Regions from separate parts of the Mus musculus genome. Here region 2 is linked to region 1. Evidence: chromatin loops called from intact Hi-C (ENCODE). Cell type or tissue: heart. All regions are shown on one strand.

Evidence for each region. Peaks named below come from ENCODE experiments on the same cell type or tissue, not always from the same donor. Only the 100,000 strongest peaks of a DNase experiment are listed, where the experiment ranks them.
Region 2: it touches region 1 in a loop (2.3-fold over the local background); 2 of 42 quality-filtered maps call a loop at or near these places.

What each region holds. Positions count from the first base shown.
Region 1 is chr8:18,814,809-18,822,808 of GRCm38, reverse strand. No RefSeq gene overlaps it. Among named protein-coding and RNA genes, the nearest start is that of Agpat5, 27 kb to the left of the region's middle. In heart, a CTCF peak has its summit at 4,815 (motif pointing right); no DNase peak of the experiment used is centred here; H3K4me3 peaks cover 374 bases; H3K27ac peaks cover 1,150 bases.
Region 2 is chr8:18,719,410-18,727,409 of GRCm38, reverse strand. All of the region lies in intron 12 of Mcph1 (microcephaly, primary autosomal recessive 1), which reads right to left. All of the region lies in intron 1 of Angpt2 (angiopoietin 2), which reads left to right. Among named protein-coding and RNA genes, the nearest start is that of Angpt2, 18 kb to the left of the region's middle. In heart, no CTCF peak of the experiment used is centred here; no DNase peak of the experiment used is centred here; H3K27ac peaks cover 1,012 bases.

The DNA.
Region 1 (8,000 bases):
TCTAGAAGATGTTCCAACCGCTAAGAAGGACACATGCTCCACTATGTTCATAGCAGCCTTATTTATAATATCCAGAAGCTGGAAAGAACCCAGATGCCCCTCAACAGAGGAATGGATACAGAAAATGTGGTACATCTACACAATGGAGTACTACTCAGCTATTAAAAAGAATGAATTTATGAAATTCCTAGGCAAATGGATGGACCTGGAGGGCATCATCCTGAGTGAGGTAACCTAATCACAAAAGAACTTGCACAATATGTACTCACTGATAAGTGGATATTAACCCAGAAATTTAGAATACCCAAGATATAAGATACAATTTGCTAAACACATGAAACTCAAGAAGAACGAAGGCCAAAGTGTGGACACTTTGCCCCTTCTTAGAATTGGGAACAAAACACCCATGGAAGGAGTTACAGAGACAAAGTTTGGAGCTTAGACGAAAGGATGGACTATAAAGAGACTGCCATGTCCGGGGATCCATCCCATAATCAGCTTCCAAACACTGACACCACTGCATACACTAGCAAGATTTTGCTGAAAGGACCCAGATATGGCTGTCTCTTGTGGGACTATGCCGGGGCCTGGCAAACACAGAAGTGGATGCTCACAGTCAGCTATTGGATGGATCACAGGGCCCCCAATGGAGGAGCTAGAGAAAGTACCCAAGGAGCTGAAGGGATCTGCAATCCTATAGGTGGAACAACAATATGAACTAACCAGTACCCCCCGGAGCTCGTGTCTCTAGCTGTATATGAATCAGAAGATGTCCTAGTCGGCCATCAGTGGAAAGAGAGATAAAGTTTGGTCTTACAAACTTTATCTACCTCAGTAAAGGGGAACGCCAGGGCCAAGAAGTGGGAGTGGGTGGGGGAGCATATGGGGGACTTTTGGGATAGCATTGGAAATGTAAATGAAATAAACACCCAATTAAAAAAAAAGAAAAAAGAAAAAGATATTGAACCCATGTGGGTGTGTTGGGGGTAGGGCAAAGAGAAAAGTCCAGTGACCCCAAGTCTGTCTTTAGGGTTATGACATGAGAGAAAAATGGGGCAAAAGACATTAATAATTTACATTCCATCCAACAGTGAGACTTCAGTCTTTCCCAGAATTCCTCACCAGCATTTGCTTCCTTTTGTTTTCTCAATATGATTTTGTTTTCTGACTTGGGTGAGATGGAATTTCAAGGTAATGTAAACTTGCATTTCTCTGGTGGCTAGAGATGCTGAGCATTTGACAATGTTTCTCTGCCACTTGTATTTATTTTTTCTTTTATTATTTTATTATTTGTTACTTTCTTTTATTATTTATTATTATACCACATATCCCATGAAGCTCATGTGGAATCAGAGGACAACTCCTGCAGGCCAATTCTATATTTCTACCTGTGGATCAACCTGTGGATGACCTGTGGTCATCACCCTGGGTAGCCAGTGTCTTTTTGCATGAAGCTATTTCACCAGCTATTTCCATCAGCTTTGCAGAAAATAGTTTGATTTTGGTTCTTGTTTGGTTAAAATGCCTGTTTCCTTTCTTTCCCATCTTTACTTCTTTAGGTCACAATGAGGTCTTGAGAATTTTAACACTGGGATAATACTCTTATTAACCAGATTAAGAGGATTAATAATGTTACAAGATCTGGAGACTCTCCCTCTTCCCACCAAGACGTCTTCCTACTTAGCCTTACCTTCATCCGATCCTACAAGGAGACTTTCCTGTAACTAGGGATATCCATAACTAGAACCAAATTTATCTTGCACTATCACTAGCCTCTTAATGTCCATTTATTGCTCCCTCATAAGCTTATGGCTTCTGTCTGGATAACTGACTTCAGTGGCCTGCTGTGCGTGAGCTGACTCCCACAGTAAGTGAAGAGGCTCTAGCAGGCCTCAGTATGGCAAACACTGGACACAGATGTGGCCTCTTTACCCGCTTCCCTGCCCCTTGCTAAAAATGTTACATTTCTAAAGCTAGCCCCCAACATCTGTTGCCTTAGTTGGCCACTGACTTGCTCCTGAGATGAAGCACCAAGATCCAACAATCAAAACTCATTGTCTACCATGTCCAAACAGAATTACCAACTCACCCCAGAACGGACACCCCCTTTCTCCTTAAAAGCCCACTCCTACAAAGATGCTCTCTCTTGCTGTTCAGCTTTTCTTGCTTCCTTGCTCTTGCTGCTGCCCCTTTGCCCCTGTTCCTGCCCCACTTGTCCCTCTAGGGTAACAAATCTCCTTTGTGTTAAGAATTGGGTATCTGGGTATGTCCTGTACCAGTTCTGCTATGGGGCTGGGTTTTGTGGACGACCTTCCTTTCAGTAAGGCCTCTATGGGTTCTGTGAGTTGTTTAATGTTTTCTGTCGTTGCTTGAGACACAGTATTTCTGTGTAACCCTAGCTTCCCTGGAATTCACTATGTAGACCAGGTTAGCTTTGAACTCACAGAGCTCCACTTGCCTTTTCCTCCTGAGTGCTGGCATCAAAGGTGTGAACCACCAAGCCTGGCTTATTATCTTAAAGTTTTCCTCTTCCTCAGCAACTGTGTTCCTTTGGATATTGGCTTGTCCCACTGACCCTTTGCTCTGTCCCAAGGCTTGCTTGTGGGAAGGTTTCTACGTCTTCAAAGTACACTGTTGAATTGCATTTGTGCCTCTGTCCCTATTTTAGACTCCTGCATGTCATTCACCGTGTCTCAACTTTTGCGTTCCTTCAAAAAATTACGTAAAACACATTTTGATGTAGCCCGGCCTTGAACTCACTTTGTACCATACCAGAGACTGAGGCTGACATTGCATTTTTAGCTCTGGTGCCTCAATTTTCCCAAGTGCTGATGTGTTCTATTTTGAAGATGATGCTGAGGAGTGAACCCAGGGCTTCGCGCATGCTCCTGGCATTCTATCGAATAACTTCCATGCTCAGGCGAAAAAAGCTTCCAAAGAATAGAACGAATGTGTGAAACTACAGGCTTGTTTAGAGGATCAGCACACCAGACAGCAATCTCTTCACTCGTTTGCCTGGCTTCCCAAGCACTTCGTCCACTTCAATAACTTGAAGCTCTCCTCCTTAGCTCATTGGAAATGTCTGTGCCAGCAGTACCAAGAAAATTCATAGAGCTATGAGTGCTTTCTCCAGATAGCTGCATTCCGCAAACCTGAAACCGTACTCACCAAGCAGCCCTGACTGCTGTCTTCCACCTTGTGTTACTGTGGTCTGGCCCCTGGAGATGACTAACTACATGTATTTGTCTGTTTGTAAGTGGCTTGCTTCATTTAGTTGAATGCCCTTGAGTGGGTGAAATACTTGTATCTGGTTTACAACTATATGACCTTCCTCCTTGTATTATGGTCTTCTTAAAAATCAGAAGTGGGCCTGGAGAGATGGCACCATGATGAAGAATACTTGCTCCTCCCTCAGAGGACCAGAGCTTGGTTTCCAGCACCCAGGCAGGGGGCTCAATTGCCTATAAGTACAGCTTCACCCAGATGATTCGGTGCCTTCTTCTGACCCCTGCAGGCACCATTACAAGCAGAGTGCATGTGCACGGGCACATGCACATGCACATGCACCACACACACACACACACACACACACACACACACACACACACACACACACTTTTTTAACTTAAAAAAAAAAAAAGTAAGAATCCATTATGCTGAATTCTTAGTTTAAATGTCTCTGAGGTTCCATGACAAATGCTGTTCAATGATGAAGAGAAGAAAAAATGAGTTGTGCAATGGATGTTTGTTTTGCAAAACACTTCAGGTAAATATACAGACAGAACTTAATACAAAAAAAAATAGGCAACTTAAAAATGGAGAAAATATCCTAATATATTTCATCATAGAAAATACACAGAGGTGAATAAGCATCCAGAAGGCACTTATCAATGTGTACCAGGAACTATAAATTAAATGCAGCCATGGCATTCACTGAACACTTATGAAAAGAGCACACAGATGCCCCCAGCTCTGGCATCCCCTGCACATGTATGAGAACAGCCAAGCACAGAACACTGATGCCCCCCAGCCTTGGCATGAACTGCACATCCATGAGAAGAGCCATGCACAGAACACTGATGCCCCCCAGCCTTGGCATGAACTGCACATCCATGAGAAGAGCCATGCACAGAACACTGATGCCCCCCAGATGCTGTTGGGCAGCAATAGAAACACTCCCTTGTTGCTGATTGGAATATATTCCGAAATAGCCCTCGTGGAGGAGAGTCTGGTAGTTTCTTGGGAAAGACAAGAACCACAGAGGCCACCATTTATGAATAGTTGACAGGGGTTTCGGGGGGAGGAAGATGAGTAGGTGGAGAGTCGGGAGATTGGGGCAGAGAGAAATCTATTCATTTGTAAAACATTTAAGATGTGGCTTGTGTCATTTTCTACTTGCCCAAACCTGTGGAGTGCCCAACACAAGCAGTGACCCTTAATTTAAACTGTGGGCTAATTTTAATCAACATATTAGAACTGTAACCAATACAACCCACAATCTTGCTACATTAAGAACAGAGGAAACTGACAGTGCTAGGAACATTATTTGTTTTTTTTTTTCTTTCTGTTGTTGTTGTTCAATGTTTTTTCAATTTTGTCCAATATTTTGCTCAATATTTTCTGTAGCGCTAAAAGTGCTCAAATACTCTGCTTCAAAAATCACCAGTATCTTGAGCGTCTCTTACTGATCTTCTTTTGTCCACCTTTAAACAAAACACAGCAAACCCAGAACCTGATTTGGGGCCGTATGAACCTTCCCTTTCCTCTGCTTACTTAGCTGCTGGTTCCCTTCCTTCTCTGTTGAAAATAACCACCAGCAGAGGTTGCTAGCAGGCAGGCATTGGACATGCTCAGAGGCCTTTCTGTGGGACTCTGCTCCGGCTTCCACAAGCCAGCAGCACCAGCAGAGAGCACTTCAGTGTAGGATCTTACCCGAGGTCCTTACAAGAAGGTCCCATGCGCATTCTCAATGCAGAAGACAGACTTTTTGAACTCCCGGTAGCTGGGCCAGCACCTCTTTCTCTAGGAGGTGTTGTGAGGGAGATGAAGGCAATGCATTTCTTCACACCCCCACAGTGGCCTGACAAGAGAAGGAAAGAAGAGTACATTTGTTTCACTTCAGAACTGATGAATGGTTAATTTAGGCTTAATTTTGTGTTTTAGAAGAACATTCCCAGGGACATGAGAAAGTGGGCAAAATATTAACAGCCTGCTTCCTTTGAAAATGTCTCTTTCAGAAATATGTTTACATGTAAGAGTTTAACTGCATACACTTATGAAATCCTTTTATTCTCAGGTTTGTTTCTAATATCTGCGGGACACTCACGGTTGCTGGAAGGCTCATTAGCCATTCTGTCAGGGTCCCGTAATAAACTTCTGAATGTGGTCTTGCTCTATTCCCAAAGGTTATCCAAGAAGGGAAGTAGAGAATGTTCTTTTAGAAAGCATGAAGTGGGAAAATGTCTAAAGCTATTTATAGCAGCACTCAGCCATGGAAACCCCAGACTTCGCGTCTATTTATAGCTAGTCTTTGGGTTAAAAGGGTGAAACCAGAAATCTTGAAAATGCCGCTGCTTTTACCCCACACTGAAGACTGATCAGCTGTCTCTCTGTGGCTGTGATAACCAGAGACTGGCTGGAGCGACTCTGGAAGAGGCAACACATACATCTTGAGCTAAAAACATAGGTTTGTTCAATCAAAAGAGCAACTTTCTCTGATTACGGGATTATTACTTGAGTGTCTTAAGTTTGCAGGCTGCCTTTGAATTGGAGTCGGTCTGTGATGTGTGCGACTTCTAACACGAGGGAATGAGACTGGGTTTATGAAACCAGATACCAGCAGTGAGTTTCCGACACTGGTCCCTCATCTGGATAGAAGGAAGGCTGGGAAAAAAAGCCCTCCAAACATGACTCTGTGTGTGATACGTATGCATGTGTATGCATGCTTGTTGTATGTGTACTCTGTGCATTGTGTATGTTGTGTATATCTATGTTAATATGTGTGTGTGTGTGTGTGGTGTACACCTGCATGCACATGTGTGTGTGTGCTGTGTTTGTTTGTTTTGTATGTGTGGTACATATGTGGTGTGTGGCTGTGTGCACATGTGTATATGGTGTGTAGGACAGGTTGAGTTTGGGTGCTTCTTCATATCCTATCTTTGCAACAGAGTCTCATAGAGCCTGGCCCTCACAGACTCAGCCAGCCTGGGTGGCTCGTCTTCATCTCTCTTGTTCTGGGGTTTTAGATATGTGTTACTGTACCTGACTTTGTATGGAGATTGAGACTCTGGGTCTGCACACTTGCATGGCAAATCCTTTACCAATAGAGTTCTCTCTCCAGTCCTCTCAAACCTTCCTCCGAGTCTTAACACGTTTCTAACATCCCCCCAGGCCATAACAGCAAGCTCAGCTGAGACCCTAAATGCACAGCATAGGATTTGTACAAACTCTATAATCACTGGACCTGAGGAATTTGTGTGCTTGTTTCTTAATATGTTGCTGCGAGGGGAACAAAGACCAGGTCAAAGGTCACTGCTAGAGTACCTGACATTCCCGGGTAAGGACAGTAATGAAATGAGGTGGGGGATGTCTTTCCAGCCAGGATCAGTGGCTTCCTTGAGATATTAACATGCTAAGAATGAATGATGTTCTAAACAAAGGAAAACGCAAACGTCAATGGCAATGTAGACGTGGATGGAACAGAAAAATCTTGAGATGAATAAGAATGGGTCAGTGCAGCCATGAGAACAGAGCCAGATATCACGTTGCTGGTAACAGCTGGGTCCTTACAAGTGTCCACTTATGACCATTACTTGTGCCAATCAAATAGGGCTTTCACAATCTAGTCAGCTTCTTTCTGCCCGGGTTAGACAGTAAGGTCAGACCCTGAGTATACAAATGCATCTTTCAGCTACAACTCCCTTTTCTTCTGCCTGGGTGGCATCACATAAGAACATGCCAGCCTCTTCCTGAACCTGTCACCGTCACACCCTTTGAAGCTGGGGTAGCTTCTTTACTGTCTCCCTGAGAGCACCAGTAGCATCAGTCCTGTTTGTCTCCTAGTGACCTCAGTTACATGCTATCTTATGTCACCTCTGACGCCATTGCCCTTCCTTTATAAAGCACTTGTTTCCTGTGGCCACCCTGGTATGTTCCCAGCAGTCTTGCCTTGTCTTGTTGAAGCCACGTGGTTTCCAGGAAGCCAGAAGGAGCTGGTTTCCATTCCACAGAAGGAGCTGGAATGGAGCTGAGTATTTGGAGACCCACAAGAACTAACTCTTGACTGCACACAAAGACAGAACGATAGAATCACAGTGTCCGTGATGCTCAGGTCACAACTCCCATGGCATATTATTCTTCATAGAAACATGAAGTTCTCTGCTAAGGAAGACAAGTGCGGTGCTGCCACGCCTGGGGCGGGAGGAGTCATTTCCCAGGAAGGAAAACGGTTTCGTGGATTCCTGTGAATGACCTTGAGGCAGAAGCCCAGTGAGCTTTGACGTCCTGGGGAAACTGAGGCTTTCATCAGGTAGAGCCCAGTAATACCTTCAGGTTTCTAGGCGAGGCATGTGGATCTTGCACTTTTCGAATTTCCTTGAAGGTCGCACACTTTTGCCACAACGCTTGTCATTTACCTGGCATGAAGTTCCTTTCACAACATTCTGCCCCATCCCCACTGGAGATCTGTTTAGGACTCCGGCAGGATCAGAAGATGTGTCCAGTGCAAATTCTAACTCATGATTTCCTCCTTTCCCTTTCGCTCCCTCCCAGTGCTACCAAGCAAAGCCAGGGCCTTGCATATGCAGGAGGCGCGTGCAAGAAAAGATGTGGCATGTCCAGATTATATATATATTTAAAGACAAGGTCTCACTGTGTAGCCCAGGATGTCCTTGAACTCTCCATGCAGCCCATGTTTTCTCTGAATTTATAATCATCCTGCCTCCACATCTAAGTGCTGCTGTTATGGGCAAGTACCACCATGTCTAGCTAAATCCACGATG
Region 2 (8,000 bases), 95 kb after region 1:
GGGAGCAAATTCTCCACTTCAGCTCTAACTTTGGCCTTGAACGTCACCCCAGGTGGGGGCCAAGATTCAGAGGAACGAAACACTCAGAATGTGGATCCCAACAAGCAGTAAAACCCCAGGGCAGGTCCTTCTACCAGGGGACTCAGTAAGTGACAGAGATGCAACATTAAAGCTGGCACCCACACTTTGTAAACTTGACACTGAATTCCTACAGCCGAAGGAAACTGTCGAGATCAAATTAAAGCAGATCATGGGGATTTAGGCCAAGTCACAGGATAACCGCAGTGAGCTTTGGCTTGAAAATGGGGCAGGATGAGTCATATTTTGATTAAGACAAACAGATCTAACAATACGAAAAAAACAAAAACCAAACTCTACTACTGCAGTCTTCTGTGTTTGCCCCTCATTCCCACAAAGTACGCCAAGCAGGGCAAACTCTGAGTGAACTGTGGGGCTAATGTCATTGTGGCTCTGAAAAAAGAGGTCCACTTAGATGGCCTCAGTGATATCATTAATGAGCCCCCAAAGAAGTAGCAGACTGGGCCAGCTGCTCTGTGATCCCAAGTGGTACCACAGCCCCTAGCCTCACTGGTAAGTAGAATATAATTCTTAAAACTCACTGTCCCCCTTTATTTTGTGAGTAAAAATCCAAGCACGCAGGAGAAAAATCAGTTCTGAATGGCACGCTTTTTATAACTTGTGGCAGCAGGGTGAAAGGGCACAGGAATTTTCCACTAGCTTCCAACTGAACAGCCCTGCATGCAAGGCAAGAGGGCTGGGGAGAGGGGCAGACCTCCGAACTGCATCTAATTATGGGAAAATGACTCAGGTCCCTTGTACTTTCACCACAAGCTTCTGGAGAGGCACGCCGAGGCTTTCCCTCAGAGACGGCTGTGGCGCTCAAGTCAATGTGGCTTTCCTATATAACTGAGTGTCCTAGAATTGTTCACCTAAGAACAAGTGAGGACTGGATGGGCGCACTGTAAATCATGAGCAAGCAGTAGTTGGCAAGATCGCCCTTTGAAAGCCAATGCCCACTTCTGCACTTCTGCCTACCACAAAATGCACTGGCCAGGGGCAGGCGGAGTCCCACGGCACCACACGCTGCTCTGAGAACATGCCATCAGGTACTTGGGAAAGCTGCTCACCTGAAGGGGGATAGGGCCTCAAAGCATCACAAGCTAGAAAAACACTCAAGTCTAAGACCTCTTCTAAGGCCCCGCTAAGGTCTTAGACACTCTGCACTTCTGTTCATGTTTCTAGTTTGCTGACAAGCACACAGATAGCAACTAAAGGCAATGTCTTGACTGGAGGCAGGGAAGGAGGAGGAGGGCTGGGTCTCCAATCGAAATCCCACAGAGGGCAAGGCTCTGGCCAATGTGTTTCCACTTTTCTTAGTTCCTGGTATCCAGAGTGTCTCAGTAATTATTACTTCTTTCATAGCACCCCTAGGTTGAAACAAATACTTAATAAATGAATTGACTAGTACATTAGGTCCAAATGATTTAAACACTTAGCAGTCATTTCAACACATAAATGCACACAAACTGCAAGAAATAAATGACCCTTTGTTTACTTTTTTTTTTTTTGACAAAGTATTGTTATGTAGTCCAGGCTGACCTTCAGTTTGCCTCAGCCTTCTGAATGGAGTTGTTTCTTAAGTATGAATGGAGTGGATTTAGCCTATAGGCAGCACAATGTTCCTTTGGAGTCAAAGTGGACACTGCCCCAGTGAGTTCTAGTTCATCTTCTATCCTGCCAGGCTTGCTTTCTGCAAGAGCGGCCACCAGAAACTCAGCTTCACAGAAGGACGATCAGACATTACAACTGGGGGGCTCTGAGCCTCTGGCTCCTCTAACAGTAGACAGAGTTGAATGCTGTGAGTTTTCCTTGAGCATTTTAAAACTCCCCTCCATGGTATTGTCTGCTCACTGCAGGCACTCAGGATGCCTTAGTGTGGACTTTGGAGTCTGTGCTAATTTGTTCAACTTGACTCCTCCTCCTCCTCTTCCTCCTCCTCCTCTTCCATTCAGAGCAAGGCCTCATGTAGCCCAGGCTATCCTTGAACTCATTATATAGTGGAGGATGTCCACAAACCTTTGATCCCTCTGCCTCCACCTCCTAAGTCCCAGGAGTACAGGTGTTGGTGACCAAAACTAGCTTATATGGTGCTAGGGACTGACCCCAGAGCTTCATGCACACTAGGTAAGCACTATAAATGAGCACTACAACTTGCCATTTATATGACAAGCTCCTCAGTATCTCTATGTTACTTTTCCCAACGAGGAATGGAAAACTTAAACAAGCTGGCCCAGGAGCTCCTATGGAGCTGAGCTGCAACTTGCCTCTCCGTGGAGATGCCTGCAGGAGAGCTTCAAAGACAGTGGCAAGTCCCTCCCTAGCCACTCGGTCCTGGCACAGCCAGGCTTCCACATTGCTACTCAAAGCATGACACACTTAGTGCACTGGAGGAACCCAAGACAGAATTAAATCCACCCAGCTGGCTCGTATCACTTCCTCAGAGCGCTGCGGCCTCACTCCACCGAGCACCGGGCAGAGCCACCATCCACAGTACAGCTTAAGTTCTCTCTGCCACTGGACTCCATCAAATGCAATGCATGACTCAGACATTTCTTTATTTGTTATTTATTTTTAGACTAATGGGAACTGTATGAATTCTTTCTTGGGCTTCCAAGGGCACATGCCTTTTATGCTTGATCCGGAAAGAGTCATGTTTCGGAATGCTAAATTACAATTTACCTAACTGAATCCTTTAACTGTCCTCAGGCAGCTAGAACAGTTTCATCCACAGTTCAAGGCCAGTGAACTTGAATCCCCAAGTTCATGCTCCAGGCGTTACGCAGGTAGTCCCAGGTAAAAGGTACAAACTCACCCATGTTAAGCAAATACTCCCGATCACAGCTAAATACATTAAAGGTTTCATTTTCAAACATCTTGTCCTTTAACGTTCTTCTGGTTGAGTCAGAAAATGCAGGGAATACATAGGGCATGATAACGTCAAGCTCACAGTTTGATATTATCTTTAAAATGAGAATTCATCCGATAATTTATACCTAGGTCAACATGTGAAATATCCTGTCTGTAATCTTTGTGTGTGCCTGTGTGTGTGTACATGTATGTGATTATTTAAGCATACACAAAGCTGTCTCCTTTGGCCTAAGCATACACACACTCACACCCCCCTTCCCCCACCCCCTCCACATATGCATGCACAAAAAAAAAATCAAAAGAAGAAATATGTTCAGTTTGGCACAGTATGCCTTCACTTCATGGCCAACTGTTTTCTGCTGTTGATACTTGGAGAGTAGCTTCTCTCCTCCAGCATGAATGACAGCCCGCAGCACACATGTGACCAACTCTCCCTGAACAGGAGTGAGCAGCAACACAGCAGCCCTAAGCAGAAATGCTGTGATGAGAAGCTCGGCACAGTGTGTATTCTGTGGTAGACACTTGCTTATTTTGGGTCAGGAGACATAATTAGACACTCACTGATTTGCCTGAAGTCATAATCACCATTTGCCGTTTCCGGTTGAGCCTCTTCTCAGTGGAATCAAACAACAGCCATCCACAGAACTCGGGGCATGTGGTTTGCAGGGCAGTTTTGATGGACTACAAGCCACAGGCAGAGTGAAAACATGCTCAGGGCTTTTTAACAGCCTCACAGAGGGAGCCGTGGTCCCTGTTTAACAATCAAAATTTAAATGGCTCAGAGTAAACACACGGATAGGTACTTAATATGCTGCCTATCAAGTCTCAGACCAAGAAAGGAAGGTAAACTACAGGTAGGAAAAAAAGTTACACCATCGACAGCTTTGTCTCCTTATCTGAGTGAGTGTTGGGTACAGCCACACCTCCCCTGACTGCTGCTTAAATCTCAGTTGTCCAGGCTTGCCTTAGTTTGCTACATAGCTGAGTATGACCTCGTCCTCCTGACTCCATCCTGGGATAACAAGTGTGCCCCACTACGCCTGTTTTTAAAGCAATGTTGAGGATCAAGCCAGGGCTTCCTGAATGAGGGGCAATCGCTCTTGTCAACTGAGCCATAGTCTCAGCTCCTGAAGTAGTTCTTTAAAAATTAAGTATACACACATATCCAGATATGGTTGGCTCTTCCCTTCAATCCCAGATTTGGGAGGTAGATTGAGGAAGGAGGGTCATGAGTTCAAGGCCAGGTTTACCAAATGTTCTAAAGTTCTAGGTCAGCTTGGGTTCCGTAAAATAAAATAAAATAAAAAATAAAATCCTACTAGTAAGATTTAAGATGAGTTTGTTAAAAAGTTTAAAGACATATTTTAACCTTAAAAATTGATGCACGAAACAGGGCTTTGTGAAATAGTTTGTATTTCTAATGTGAGTTATAAAAAGACTGGTCACTTTTAGCTTCAGCAAGACACAGGCACATGTGCGGTCCTGTGAAATATGTGCACACAAGGGATTACAAGTATGAAAATAAATATGAAAAAAACTGTAGTCTTAAACACTTGGAAGAGTGGGAACGGAACCAGAGGTTAAAGGAGAGATAATCTAATCAAATAGAAGAAGATGATTTCCCCCCTAACTAGGTCAAAAAAGCATAGTTTTGTTGTAATGAAATCATTAAATGAAAAAAGCTGTGGCCAAAATGAGGAGCAGGATCTGGTCTTAGACTTCCTGGCATCACACTGCAGTGTCTCTCCAGGTCTGCACCTACACATTAATGCAGAGGGGACACATACACATATGTCCCTGACAGGGGGATCCACGCCTTCTAACTAAGGGCAAAGCATAGAGAAGGATGCTCGCTCACACACGAGAATGAAAACTATCCAGGAGAAAGGCACCATCCACACTGAGGAAATGCCTTCCAAGGCATCCAGTTCAGGATGGGGCAAAGCTACAGTGTTAAGGGTAAAAGACATCAGGGGCACATCACCATAGGCAAAGGACATGAGGGGCACATCACCATAGGCAAAGGACATGAGGGGCACATCACCATAGGCAAAGGACATGAGGGGCACATCACCATAGGCAAAGGACATGAAGGGCACATCACCATAGGGAAAAGGACATAAAGGGCACATCACCATAGGCAAAGGACATGAAGGGCACATCACCATAGGCAAAGGACATGAAGGGCACATCACCATAGGGAAAAGACATGAGGGGCACATCACCATAGGGAAAAGGACATGAAGGGCACATCACCATAGGGATAGGACATGAGGGGCACATCACCATAGGGAAAGGACATAAAGGGCACATCACCATAGGGAAAGGACATGAAGGGCACATCACCAAAGGCAAAGGATGGCAGGCACACACCCTCATAGTTAAAGGGATATCAGGTGCACTACTTATTTTTCCCTTATTGAAGAGCCCCAATAGTACCACCCTGCCATCTTAGGGCATATTTCTGAGAACCACCTTCATTGCTTGGGGCCGACCCCAGAGACTGGTCTTGTTGCGGATCCTCTTCCAGACCCCTGGCTGACTCCTCTCGGTGATTACAGCCCAAGCCATGGGTATCTACAAAGCCACCAGTGCACCTACTTCATGTAAGCTAACCCTGTCCAATTTTTAGCAGCTTCCAACATCAGCTCAAATGTCTTTCCATTGGAATCCTTTGCATCTTTGAATTGCTCCTAGAAAGAGGAAATTAAGGAGCAGAGGGCTTGGCTGGCATCTGTCCATAGTGGCAGCACACAGCAGGGAGCACTGTAAGACTTCCTAAGCCGAACTGCATGCCCAGGCTCATCTCGCCTTTAATAAGAAGTAGGATGAACTAGTTAATGTCCATAGTGACAGAGTCATGGAGGACGCCTGTGGAAGCTGAGGTTAGAAGGAATGTCTCCTCTGTTCTTTGGCTGCTCCAGCTTTGGCAAGGTCATGTCTGCTGTCTCCTTGTAGGGACTTCAGCTGGCATTTCCGGTCTGCATTCTCACCCTCTTCGATGGTCATTTTCAGATTTGCAGTTGCTCTCCCACACAGCCACCACACAAATTGCTGGCCTGGGGCTATAATCAAAGGCCACATTTGACACAGCTCAAAACCCCACCCAGATTGCTCTGTCAGCTTACATATTCTGGCCTGGGGGACACTGGAAGAGATACTTAAGGTTTCCGGGCCTCAGTTTCCCCTTATTGAAGAGCCCCAATAGTACCACCCTGCCATCTTAGGGCATACTTCTGGGGACCACTTTCAATGCTTGGGGCCAACTCCAGAGACTGGCCTTGTTGTGGATCCTCTTCCAGACCCCTGGCTGACTCCTCTCGGTGATTACAGCCCAAGGCATGGGTGCCTACAAAGCCACCAGTGCTCACTAAAGGACAGTTCTCAGGGCTCCCCAGGTCTTCTGCAGATCTCATGAGCTACCAGTGTGGTAGCCAACAGAGTCCTCGTGTTTGAACTGGCTGCCCCTCCTTGCTGCCTTCCTTGACCATCCTTGGCTACTCTCTGGGACTACTTCCTAAATAAACTTCCTGTATGCCTGCCTTGGTCTCAGACTCTGATCCCGGGGAAACCCAAGCTAAGAATGTGAGAATCCACTGAGGAAAAAAAAAGGGGGGGAGGGGAGCTAAGAATATCACCCTGCTATGCTTAGCAAATGGTGGACTGGTCTGGGGAGCTCTACCACATGTTATCCCATGATGTATGATCTATGTAAGGTCCAATGGGCCTGTGCTCTAACAAGTACTGGAGAAATATATATCCCAAGCTCTCTCTAGAAGACACTTTTAATAGAATGATATCTCGTGCTAAATAAAGTACCCACCCCACTCTATAAAGCTTCATGAAACCTGCCTACATTCAGAGCGGCAGCCGCTGAGGGGAGAGCCACGGTATCAGGAGGAGATGGTGGGGGGCTTTAAGGGCAGCTGCACACTTCCTTTCTAGATTTGGAATCGATGATGGGACAGACACAGCAGCAAAGGGGTGTGGCCTATGTAAAGGTACCCCAACAACCTGGTAAAGGAGCAGTCACAGAGACTAAACGACAAGCAGGGCTGACCTGACAGTGTGTACTACACAGGAACACACAGACTCAGCTAAGCTGTATCATCTCAGGAGCTGCGGACAAGGCTGTCAACCAGGGCCTGCAATTCCACCTGTGGCAGGCATCTTGATGTACAGGGGTTGGAGTGGGGGGGGGGGTGTTACCAAGACGAATGATGACATTCTGTCTCTTTGTACTTATAAAGGGAGCAAAGCGACTAGTTTGTCTAGACCTTGCATCAGATAACAGAAAGACATTCAGATTAACCGACCAAAAGTAAAACTGACAGAGAGAGAACAATTAGTATTAGTGTGCTCTTGGAAGGCCCTACATGAGCTGGGGTCCCATGGCCATGGATGGCCAACTGCTGTCTATCTCCCGCATTGAGCTGATTTACACTGGTTATGCAAAGGAGGCAAAGCTTTGGAGCAGAGGTGGGCAATTGGCCCTGATGTGTGTGTTCCTAAGCCACAATGTAAATGGTGTCTACAAACAGAGTAAGCAGAAAGACATTTGCTTCCCAGCTCTGGAGGCACCAGAACATGACCTGTATATAATCCATGGTGATATGCCTTTGTGGATGGGACCTCCCTCCACGCCCCAATACATGGAAGGCAAAGGTTTCTCTGAAGCATGAGCCTCCTGCCCCATCCCCTTTAATCTCAGCATCGCCCAGCAGCACTGCTGAGAACACAGATGCTTAGGCAGCAAAAGCTTGGAGACTTGAAAACCAAAACCAACAAAGCTGTGCTACAGAGGGGGCGGGCCCAGGCCCTGCCGGGTTTCTATCTGGAGACCTCAAATGATGCCTCAGAATTTCCCCAGGACAGAGACTAGAGAACATTAGGTCAAAAGCCTTCCCCACACAGCATCCCTGGATTTAATAATTTTGAACTCAAGTTTTCAAGCACAAATGTCTGGGTTATTTGTAGTGTGTATATGGAAATGGTTGCAGAAGTCTAGTATCGAAAAGGAACGTGAATGTTCACTTCCAGTGGTGGATTTA